2 separate regions of the Homo sapiens genome follow, and region 1 is linked to region 2. The links are chromatin contacts, found by Hi-C in ENCODE. All regions are on one chromosome and are shown on one strand. Each heading gives the region's core, a stretch centred on a gene start or an enhancer-like site at or near the end of the contact. The rest is flanking DNA. Distances are from core to core; before and after follow the strand shown.

Region 1 (6,029 bases), core at 3,131-5,630, 520 kb after region 2:
CCAAGAGGCTTTTATGGAGCTCTGTGAATGTCACAAAGATGAATCAGGCATGCCCTCTGTTCCCAAAAAGCTCACAGCACAGCCACAGATGAGGAAATAGAGAATTATGTTTTTTAAAGTAGGGTAAGTGTAGGATGGTGGCAAGGGTTAGATGTTTTGGGATTGGGGGTAATGATCCCAAATTGGATTAGAGCACCTGGTAACAGTTTCTCAGAAACGCTGATGATTATGTTCATCCTAGAGAAGAATGTGTGGAGGTTGTGCAGGCACAGAAGGAAGAAAGAGGTTTTCCAGGAAGAGGGAATTGTACAAGCCTGGGCAGAGGCACAAAGGGGTGGAAGAGCAAGATTCACTCAGGGAATTGCAGTAAATTGGCACGACTGGAGTCCAGACTACATGTTTGGTCAGGCAGTGGGGTAGGTATAGAAAAGGAAAGAATGGCCAAGAGTGAGAGACTCAGAGTATTTGGGATAGAGTTATGAGAGGCCTGGGGGACACTATAATGAACTTGGATTTGATGCTAGTAGCTCTGAGGAACCATGTATGTAATTTAAATTGAAGGTGTCTCACTAAGATGATGGAAGTTCCATTGGGCTCCTATGGGGTGAGTAGAATTCTATGGCAATTTTTTGCAATAATTATGGCACAAGAGTGAGGCCAAGAGTAAATGATCTGGAGTGTGAGAAGCCACTTAATTCTTTGTATGTTGGTCCTTAAGGTGTAAGCATCCCTTTCATGGACCTTTTGTAGGTCCAATGAATGACCTCAACATGAAACCTTGCAGATAATTTTGAAAGAAAAGGAAAAAAAACTCTTCAATCATGAAAAGGTCTCCATTATATTTCCAAGCTATGTGAAAATTTTTATTATATATCAATTACTTTGGAAACATGGCCATTGCATGACACTGTTTCTCATTCATGAAGGGAACACTTCTGTTTTGAATCCCCAGCGGTGCCTGGTGTAGTGCCTGAGACAGAGAAGAAGCTTAGTAAATGTTCAAGGTATTGGTTTGCTAATGATCCAAACCAAGCTGTGTTTGGGCCCATTTGAACATTTACCGAACCATGTTGTTAAATATAAGGAATGTCAGTAATAACCACAAAAGTAAGTCAGTAAAGACAATAGAGCAATGTCTTAGTAGTTATCATCTACTGAAGATCTGCTCTTAGCTAGGCATGGTCGCAGGCTCTTTATGCCTCATTTCACTAAATCCTTACCATCCCCACACTGTGTCTGTTTTATTATCCCCCTTTACAGTTGGGAACACTGAGGTTAACTGTGTTTACTCAACAATCTCAGGGTCACACAGATGCAGAGTAGAAAAGCAGGATGTGATCCTAGGACTAAAGGCAGACAAAGTCTATGCCTTTTCTCTCCTATTGCAGTTTCCACATATCAGCAGGTACTTCCTGTGAAAGAGGAAGCACATTTGTTCTCCTGGCTCCAGAGAAGAGAAAGCAGACTGGCAGCTCTCCCATGAGGGAAAGAGGAGAACTTTGACAGGAATTTACGACCACCAGGGAGAACAGAACTAACTTTTCTGTAAGGCTGTGGCCACCTACCCCTGAAGATGAGATGCTGATGTAGAAAATGGACAGCCATCTCTTAGAGGATCTGCAAAATAATTTCTATTCTGGTTAGAAAAATTAAATACATTCACTTTATCTTTATGATCTTGAGATATTCCTTGGATAGTAACAACAGCTCCTGACATCTGGAGACTATTTCATTTTAGACAAAACATTTGCATGGAGAATCTAATATGATCCCATGTGACATTCTTTTTGGGACAAGGTAGCTGTTGCTCAGAGAAGCAGCAGGAATTGTCCAAGGACACACAGGGTGAATGAAAGACTTGGCAGTGGGACCTGGGTCCAATAATTTCAAGACCAGTGCTCCTTCACCTATGCATGTTGTCTACTGGAGTGAAGCAAAAATATGGGTCTATAGGGCAGTATTATGCAGAATGAGTAGTTTCTTTCCATTATTAGCATAAGCCATACTCTGAAGCTATTTCTGAGACAGTCATCCTTTTCTATGTGGGTCAATGTTCCTGCAGCATGGACTTCCTTCTGGGAACAAAGCATCCTTTAGGATCTTCCTTAATCATCCTCATCAGTGTAATATGTTGCTTCCTGTCCAACTGTGCCCCATTTCCATAGGCAATTTATCTGTATCCATAGAGACACCAGAGATCTGCTTCTTACTTCAAATGTTTCATATCTAGGTTATTCTTCCTGACATGTGAGTCCAGGGCACAAGTCTAAAGCTCCCACTTACACAGCCCAGAGGGACTGAGCCCTGCTTTCCACAGTCAGGTCAGGAGCACACTGACTCCTGACTGTGGAAAATTTGTCTGTGTGCTAAGTGTAAACAGATGTCCCCAGCTGCCGGATCCTTTGGCCATATGAAACCAATCACCAACTCTACACAAACATGCATCATCAGGCTAAAATCTGAAGGTGCAATGAACTCACCCTGCTTCCCATAGGACAGTGGGTGAGTAGAGGCTGTGGGGAGTTTGGTCAGAGCAGTCCATCTAAGGGCAAAATTTGTGTGGTTTAATGAGATGAAAGTGGTGAAGCGGGGCCAAAGGAAGTGCAGCTCAGAGTTAGGATAGATACTGGTTCAATATCATCTGGACACTTTCAACCCTGTACACATGGGGGCACTAAGGTTTGGGGGTAGAAGTGACTTCCTCATGATCTCATAGCACTCTAGTGATTCCCTCAGGGTTTAATCACAGATCAGAATGCCCAGGCCAGTACTCATTCCATTATGTAAGGCTGCCTATGACACTGGCTTTCCCTTGAGCTTCTTCATGTGGAGTCCTTGCATCTCTTATGTTTTAAATCCTGGCAGTTTTGGATTGACTTTTCTAAGCCATGTGAACTTTCCTAAAGGATAAAAATGATGATGCCATTGATTGTGGGTTAATATTAGGTTAGCCTAGATGTTCTATGTACTTAATTGCATTAATAGCCCTAACGTACCATGAAGTAGGTCTTCTATTTTAAAGAAGAAGAAGCTGATACTCAGAAATGGAAAGAGGGTTGCCTAAGGACACAGCTTTTAGATGGCACAGCCTGAATTCACATCAAGACAAGTTCCAAAGACATAGTTTAAAGAATCAACGAAGTTATACTGAGGCATCTGATTGACAATATAAGATGGCTGCATGATTAATATTATTTATTCACTTAAAAGAATTTATTGAGCATTTATTATGTGTCTGGCAGTATATGTGGTTTCAAAGTTGAGCATGACATTATTCTATTAAGAAAACAGTGTAGTGGTGGAGTTGGAAATACAAACAAACCCCTCATTTATGTTGAAGCAATTGTTAAATGGATGATTGATCAGGTATAATTGGAATAGAGTAAAAGGAGTGCATCAGTTTGTCTAAAGGGTAAGAGATGGTTTGTCAGAAGAGGTGACACTTTTCTATCAAATAGGTGAGGATGGAATTCAAAGCAGAAGTTGACAGTCTGTTTAGAGAAGTGAAAACAGAACAAATTATGGAATTGTGGAATACTTAGGGAAATACAGGTCATTAGGTATTGTTAATTTGTTAAAATATAAGCAGGGAAGCTAAAAAGATGATATTAAATATACAGGTTACAAGGACCTTATAGGTTTTACTAAGGGAGTTAGAATTGTTCTCTGAGGGCAATTGGAAACCATGGATTGGTTTTAAACAAAAAACGCATGATGGACGTATTGTTTAGGATTGGATTTGATTGTTAGTAATGTGAAACTCTAAATTAATACTGGCCTAAAAACAGTAGGAGTTTGTTTTTCATCTAAAAGTCTGGCGTTACATAGTCGAGGATTAATATGATGGCTGTTTAGGAATTCAATATTTTTTCAACCATCCCCGTATGTGACCTTCAGACTCACATTCTAAACCTATAATCAGGGCAACAAGGTGGAAACAATGGTAAATAAGAAGAGAGTTACACAGAGGTACCAGTGTTCTTTTAAGGAAGGTCCTCAGAAGCTTGCACAAGACACTTCTGCTTTTATCTTATACATCAGAACTTAGTTACATGTCTACACTCAGCTGCATTAAAGGTTGGGAAATACAGTCTTTGCTCTGGATGGTCAAGAGCCCATATAAAAAATCAGGCTTTGTGGTTTTCTGCTAGAACTGAAGGATGGATATTGAGGCAAGTTATCAGTAAGTATTTTCATATTAAAGAGATCACTTTAATAACTCTGTGGAAGATGGACAAAGATATAGGGAAGACACTGAAGATATGAGACTGAGGCTGGTGATAACCATGAGGCTGGGGAATGCTTTCCCTTTCAAATGACCTAGGCTTTGCCCAATTAAGGAAATTACTGTCTTAGAGTTACTTCTTTTCTATTGAGTCAGAGGTAGATATATGTCTCCTTCAGCAAATGAGTCATACCCAAGGTTGGGTAAACTTGTTTAGATATGCAGAGTGAACCACGATATGAACCTGGTTTGGACTGTATCCTTCACAGACTTAAAACTCTGCTCATCATTCTTGTGTCCTCAAATAGCCAGATCAGATTTTTTATTCTGATTTTCTATAGAGCTAAGATAGGTAAGAGGAAGTTTCTATCCATTTCATTCTGGTTAGCTGAGTTAACATGTTTTGTCTGTTAAATATTCATGGAATTAGGATAAGAACATGAGTTTTAGAACCAAGAAAAATGGGAATGAAAAACTCAGCTCTGGTACTAATCCCAGGTTGTCTGGTTTGTGAGTTAGTCCTGATCATCACCACACCATATGGCATCCTCTGGCTCTTGGTTTACTTTTCCCTCTTCCTTAAGCTGTTCATTTTCAAGTAACATGGGGAAAGTCACACCAGTCTTACTGAGTATCCCTAAAAAATGGAGGCAGAAGAATGGACTTGATGATAGAAAAATTTATTCTTGGGCACTAAGCGTGCTCAGCTGGCTATGTCTACCTCCATACCTCCCCTTTAATATTTTTCTCCTGGCCCAACAAGTATGTCCAGGGCCCTATAAAGGAAATAATCCAGCATATGTCTAATGTTGGCTCACCCAGTCCTCATCAGCTTTGAGCCATCTCACTTTGCTTCTAATATTCCTAAAGCCCCTCTTCTTCAGAGTCCCTACTCCTCTATTTTACTCAGTTTCTCTTGATTCTATATCATGGCTTCATTCTTCTCTACAGTGTTTCTAGGAATACGAAAGAGTAGGGATGTTGTCTGAAAACTCCAAGGTTGAGATATAACATACTGTTTAATAACAGAGATGCTGAAATCAAACTGGTATGAATTTACATCTTTCCCTTACTACTATTAATTCTGGACCTTAAGTAAGTTGTGTACCTTTTTCAAGTTTCCTCATCTGTAAGAAGGAGGACAATAATAATTCCTATCTTGTATGTTATTGTCAGAATTTAATGAGTTAACAAATATATGTAATATATATGTTTTATATATATATACACATTTTGGTTTAGTGTTTGGCATATAGTTAAGTACAAAATAAATATTAGCTATTGATATTAATTTTGGGGTTGGAGGTCAAGAAATAAGGCTGGAAAGTTGGGAGGCTCCATTGTGAAGAGTGACTTAATGATTAAGAAGCTGGATTTTGGGCAAGAAAAAAGAGGGGCTTTGGACAGGAGAGTGCATTCATTTTCTATTGCTGCCGCACAACATGAAACTTAGTGGTCTGAAACAACACAGACTCACAGTTCTGGAGATCAGATGTGTAACATGGTAGGCAGATTGCATTCCTCTGGTTTTGGGGAAGCCGTACCTTTCTCAGCTTCTAGAGGTTCTCCATATTCCCTGGCTGGTGGCCAAGCATATTCCGAATTCTGCTTCCGTTGCCACATCTTCGTGTCTGCCTGACTCTACTGTGTCTCTCTCACAAGAACTTTTGTCCCAGATAGTCCAGGACTATCTCCCCATCTCAAGATCCTTAATTTAATTACATTGGCAAAGTCCCTTTTGCCATGTAAAGTAACAAATTTGCAAGTTCTGGGGATTAGAATTTGGGCTTTGATGGAGGACATT
Region 2 (6,289 bases), core at 3,764-6,263:
GGTCCATTTAGCTCCAATCTCCAATAGTCTTTTGGATCTGCTGCCAGGTGAGGTGTTTTTGTTTGTTTGTTTGTTTTTTTGTTTTTCCCTAGACCTAGTGTCAGTGTCATGGGATTTTTTTTTTTTAACATGATTTTAGCTCTGATGTATTTCATTGAGTTCTCTTTAGTGGATTTATTTCATTTTCCTATAATTTATAAAGAAATAGAAATTTATACAGGCAGTTAGATCTTTTGTTTTGGAGATACACCATTTAGCAAATATCCTTGCCATTAATCTGCTTCGTATTCTGCTACTTGCTTTAGTTTCAGTTGTCTTCATCCACTTATAAAAATGCTTGCCTCACGGGGTTTGGCTTTGTTCCAGACTGCCTTGTGTATGTTGAATGTAGAAGGATGCACTTCATAAGAAAGGAATGGAAGCATAGCTCTGACAAGCCCCCACCATGAGTCAGCCCTGAGTGTCTGGAGTTTTACTGGAGTGGTAATTGATTTGTCTAGAAGAAATTGCTAAAACCTGGACTTGGGTCCCTCTAAACCTTTGTCAGCATGTGTTCTGTCTTGGTAAATCATAAAAGAAGGTCACTTTTTTTTTTTAGCTTATATTCGGGAGTCAGTAATTTTCAGGTTTTTGATCATGTGGCCTCTTTTAGGCTCTGCTTGGTCAAGAAATTCAAGACACTGCACAAGTAGAAACTGTTTATCAATTGTAGCGTGCTCTTTCCTGCTTGTCGTGGTCTCATCTGCATTAAGGTTGTTGCCTCTTCCTGGAAAAACTCCGTATATATACTCTCACTATAGGTACTCTCATGTATTTGTCTTAATAAATGGCAAAAGTTCACTAGATGACTTAGGATTACTGTAGCCATGATGACAAAGTTTTGATGTCAAAAATCAGATTTAAGAGGAGCTCTAGAGAAGAGAGAAGACAAAAATGCCAAACATAAATAGAAGGCTTCTTTGTCTGGAATGCTATGGCCTCAGGAAGAAAAAGATAAAAAAGACCTTACTCTTACTCAAACCTTCTGACACCTGTTTTCTTTGCTTCTGTCTTTCTCTCTCCACCCAACTTGATCTTTACTACCCACGTATACTCCTCTTACTCCTTCCCCTGGCTGCCCAAATAAACTTTTTCAGGGAGCATTTTTCTAGAGAAGAACAATCACATTGCACAACACCCACCTAAAACTTCTGCACTGAAGGTAGATCAAGAGAGGCCGAATTTAAACTCTGAGTAAGAGTTGAGTTGGGTAAAAATAGAATCTTCCCAAATTTCAGAACAAAAGAAAGTTTGTTTTGTATATCCTGTGTAATTCAGGATTCTGTTCGTTACTTATTGTCTTGGACTATCATATTTGTACCAATTAGTTCATTTCGTTGTTGACCTTTAGGCCAGGCACAGTGGCTCACACCTGTAATCCCAGCACTTTGGGAGGCTGAGACAGGAAGATTGCTTGAGTTTTGGAGTTTGAGACCAGCCTGGACAACATACCTCATCTCTACTAAAAATTAAAATTTAGCTGGGCATGGTGGTGTGCACTTGCACTTCCAGTTACTCAGAGGCTGAGGAGAGAGTATTGCTTGAATTTGAGAAATCAAGACTTCAGTGAGCTATAATCATGCCACTGCACTCCAGCCCAGGCAACAGGAGATCCTGACTCAAAAAAAAAAAAAAAAAAAAATTGTTGACCTTCAACAATGGGGAAAATGTTTAAGAGTAGCAGGATGAAAAAGGTCAGAAGATTCAAATAACCTATCTATGCATAATATTTTTAAGCATGGACTTGAGAGGGTAAGAAAAATAGGAAGTATGCCACATGAAACTATTTTAAAAGATTTTCTCTTAAGGGTGGATAGGGCAAAGATTCAAGAATAACAAACAAAATGATGAATCAATAGGTGACTTAATAGACTTCAGGACACTTTCAAAGGACATTCTGGGGCAAACAAAAAGTGTAAGTAAAAGGAGCCCTTTCTTTATGCAAAAGCTCATATCTAAAATAGAGGATTTAGAAAAAATCAATTGGAATGGGAAATTCCATTAGTGTAGATATCTTGATCATTTTCCAAGAGTCCTAAAATGTTAACTAGAAATCGAGATAATCTTTTGACCTACTAGATAAAACAACTGGCCCCTGAAATAAAGACAGGACCCAAATCTCCTCTGTTCTTTAAGAATTTGGAGTCTGTGGAGAACACTTGCACTTACTGTATGCAGAAAGGCCATTAGAAGAACTAATGTTCCATGTCAGAAGGACAGCTGTCCATATCTGTCTACTGAGTCTTTCTGAGGAGAACTTTGCACTTAACATTTTCCTATTTTGCCTCTAAACTCCCAAAGGGCATTGTCTATAAATATAAATGAACAGCTATACTGCTTGCTTGTTGATATGGTTTGTTTCTTATGTGGAGATCAGACTCTTCTATTCCAACTATAATTAAGACTAATTGTTCTGCATGATGAATACTTAGACCATTCCAGTGCATGATTCTCCAGCACCCACGGTGGACTATGTCTTCTTACACAGAGTCTGAAGGGATGAAACCCTTCTTGGGGGTTTAACTACTAGTAGATGAAACAGACTTCTGAGGATTCTGAGTTGAACAATTTAAAGTGCCTTTTTTCCCCTCACCTTGACTGACACAGCAAATCATGTAGCCCACACCCTAGGGTACACCTGACCAATTTAAAATCCTTAGTTTGAGTAATTATGGATCACAGAAACCTTCGGGTTTTATTTTAGCTAATTAGGGGAGTCTGCACCATTGCTAACACTCCCGTTGTGCCTGGATTAATATCACAGGTGAGGTTAATCTATAGCTAAGCCCAAAGAAAAAGCAGCCTGGCTATCTAAGGTAGATGGTCATGCCAGGGAAATCATGGGGCATGACTCCAGAGAGGCTTTCAGATCTTTTTGAAAATACTTTTAATTGTCATTGTCCCTTTTTTTTTTTTTTTTTTTTTTTGAGATGGAGTTTTGCTCTTGTTGCCAGGGTTGGAGTGCAATGGTGCGATCTCGGGTCACTGCAACCTCCGCCTCCTGGGTTCAAGCGATTCTCCTGCCTCAGCCTCCCGAGTAGCTGGGATTACAGGCATGCACCACCACGCATGGCTAATTTTAGTTTTTAGTAGAGATGGGGTTTCCCCATGTTGGGTCAGGCTGGTCTCGAACTCCTGACCTCAGGTGATCTGCCAGCCTTGGCCTCCCAACGTGCTGGGATTACAGGCGTGAGCCACTGTGCCTGGCCTTAATTATCATTGTCTTGCATCATTCAGGTTCTGTTGTCCAGAGAGCTGAATGCTTTTATGTAGCCTCTGGTTTGACAAATGGTGAAACAAATGATTCAAAGAAAAAATGAGAAGAAATGAGGCAGACTGATACTCAAAATGAAAACCAGATCTCTGTACATGGAAAAATGGAACTGTGTTTTCAAGAAAAGCCAATGACAGTGGTGAAGATCTGGACAATCTTGGAGGGTCTTTCCTGCACCTTTAGTTGAGGGAGACCAGAAGGCAGATAATGAGAATTAAAAAGAGAAGCTCCCACATTCCTAGGTGACGATGGATTGCCCTGTAACCACGGTAACAACGAATCCCCAGAACCTGTGTGACACTCATTTAATCTATTAATGAAACTCCCTTGGTAACCATTCTAACAGACACATGCCAGTAGGTACATTTCATAGCTAAAGGTCTACCATTCCTAAACACTGCTGCCTCTGAAACACCACCAGTCCACGAACTCAACACCTCCCAAAGCCCCTTATGCATCAGCCATGAGCTTTGTTCAGAGACTTTGCCATACAAGCACAGTTCTCCCTTGTTTAACCAGAAATAAATTCAGTTTTTGTTTCATGTAGTGAATGCAGGCATCTTCCACCAAAGCAGCTTATGGATATACAAGAAAATGTAGTTATTCAAATTCTCTTTTTCTCTCTTTTTAATGCAAATGATAGCTTACTATACACCACGTTTTGCACCTTGATTTTTTTCAATTAAAAATAAACCGTGGAGATCGTCCGTATTATCAGCAGCGATCTGAAGCGCAGGTTTGTTGACACCCCGTGCTGATGCTCTCTCCACATCTTTACTAGAAAATTTTGCAAGAAAGAGGGTAGTAGAACCACTTTCTCCTCTAAGTGTTGACAGCAGAGAGCTTTGAGTTTTTGAACCCTCTTCAAGAAATGAAAAGGCTCTTAGGGAGAGCAGTGTATCAGTTACAAGCACATTCTCTGGGGGTATAATTCTTGGAGATCTACTGTTAGCTAGGAAATTTAGAATTTATGACCTCTTTGAATCTCTGTTTTCTGACCTGTAAAATGGGGATGAGAATAATAGTATCTACAATAGAAGGTAGTTCTGAGGATTAAATAATGATGGAAAGTGCTTAGCACAGCTTTCTGGTGTGTCGTAAAGGCTTAATAAATACAGATGAAGGTTCTGATGCTGATGAATATGTAGGGAGATGCCTAGGGGATGTGTGGCACTTCTTGCACTACCAGTGACCCCCTCTAGAGGGAAGCAGAAACCAAAGAAGAGGGCCCTTGGGTTGTCCCCAGTGGGTATGAACTTCAGGTCTCTAGTGACCCCATTGCACTTTGATCAGAAGAAAGATGAATGAGGTCAAACAGGAAGGCTTCTGGCGCTGCGGGCGGGGGTGGGGGAGGTCATTCAGCACAGGTGGAGACTGGGACCCAGAGAGAGAGAGAAACAGTGAGGTTAGAGCAAATGAAGGATGGGGATTGCTTCTTGGAGCAAAATGAATAGGTGTCCAGGAGTGGTGGGGACATTGTGCCTTTTAGTACAGAAAAATTATCACCTCCCGCCCTTTGGTTTAAACTGTGAGCCCCACTCACCTGCAGCTGGCAGAGTAGACAGAAGGCTGTCTGTGATGTCACAGAGCTGGGGAACCAGGGAATGTTGGGGCTGGGATGTTTGGACTGGACCACAACAGCGAGGAGGAGGGAGAAGTTCTGCTGAGCACGATGCCATGCTGGCCACCAGACTGTATACTGGGGCACAAGTCCTGGGGCCTCAGGAAGCACCTAGAGGATGGCCAGAAGGGGGCAGTACAACACTGGATGCTGTAGATCTGGGTGCCATTCTGTCTCTGTCCGCCCACTGGGTAGTAACCTTAGGCAAAGTGACTTCACGCTCAGGTTCTCCCTCTGCAATATGGGAATAATAATAATTTTTTTTTCTTTTTTGAGACAGAATCTCACTCTGTCACCCAGGCTGGAGCACAGTGGTGCAATCTTGGCTCACTGCAGCCTCCGCTTCCCAGGTTCAAGCGATTCTCATGCCTCAGCCTCCCAAATAGCTGGGGCTACAGGCATGCACCATCACGTCCGGCTAATTTTTGTATTTTTAGTAGAGACAGGGTTTCACCATGTTGGCCATGCTGGTCTCGAACTCCTGACTTCAAGTGACCCCCCCCCCCCCACCCCACCACCTTGACCTCCCAAAGTGCTGGGATTATAGGTGTGGCCTTCGCCTGGCCAGGAATAATAATAATTATATGTCCTGTTTGCATTTTTAAGTATTAAATGAAATCAGGTAAACATTTAACATGGTATCTAGATGTAGTAAGCACTTTAAGAAAGGGTAGTTATTAATAACATATGCAAAAATGAAGTGACATTTTCTTCCCTATTTATTTTTCAGAAAAGAAGGAATCACTTTGTATTGGAGTCCTGACAAAATCTCTCAGCTTATGGGGCACTCTTTCCATTCCTTTATTTAGGACAACCAAGTACTATTCATATATGGGGAAGCCACATTGGATTAACATGTTCTCAATCAGTGCTATCATTTGATGCACAGAGAGGTCACTGGATACAATAGAAACAGAAGAAAGCAAAGGAATTCAGCACAGCTGTGGGGTCATTCATGTGGTTGGGGCGGGTGATGTGACTCCACAGCTGTGCTGAATTCCTTTAATAAATATTTGATGGTGAGTTAAACAGCCTTTGAAAGCTCACAGGTAAAGCCACATTCTTTTTTTTTTTAAATTATACTTTAAGTTCTAGGGTACATGTGCACAATGTGCGGGTTTGTTACATACGTATATATGTGCCATGTAGGTGTGCTGCACCCATTAACTCATCATTTACATTTGTTATATCTCCTAATGCTATCCCTCCCCTCTTCCCCCCACCCCACGACAGGCCCCGGTGTGTGATGTTCCCCGCCCTGTGTCCGATGTTGCCCGCCCTGTGTCCAAGTGTTCTCATTGTTCAATTCTCACCTATGAGTGAGAACATGCGGTGTTTGGTTTTCTGTCCCTGCG

Evidence for each region. A loop is a pair of places that touch in the nucleus more often than their neighbours do. Pooled maps may share reads with other maps.
Region 1: a pooled map shows a loop between it and region 2 (4-fold over the local background). The contact joins the enhancer-like site here to the promoter of TEX48 in region 2. A Hi-C loop is called at or near these places in 1 of 168 maps with a recorded cell type or tissue (GM12878), 32 of 37 single-sample maps with no recorded cell type and 15 of 50 pooled maps.

The regions. Positions count from the first base shown.
Region 1 is chr9:115,200,956-115,206,984 of GRCh38, forward strand. The region is part of intron 1 of DELEC1 (deleted in esophageal cancer 1); the gene reads left to right. Among named protein-coding and RNA genes, the nearest start is that of DELEC1, 62 kb to the left of the region's middle. Within about 2 kb of position 4,381, at least 2 of the 41 ENCODE cell types and tissues checked have a DNase peak (open chromatin) inside an H3K27ac peak, as active enhancers do.
Region 2 is chr9:114,677,179-114,683,467 of GRCh38, forward strand. TEX48 (testis expressed 48) reads right to left here and starts at 5,014. Exons shown (of 5, transcript NM_001199233.2): 1 at 4,857-5,014.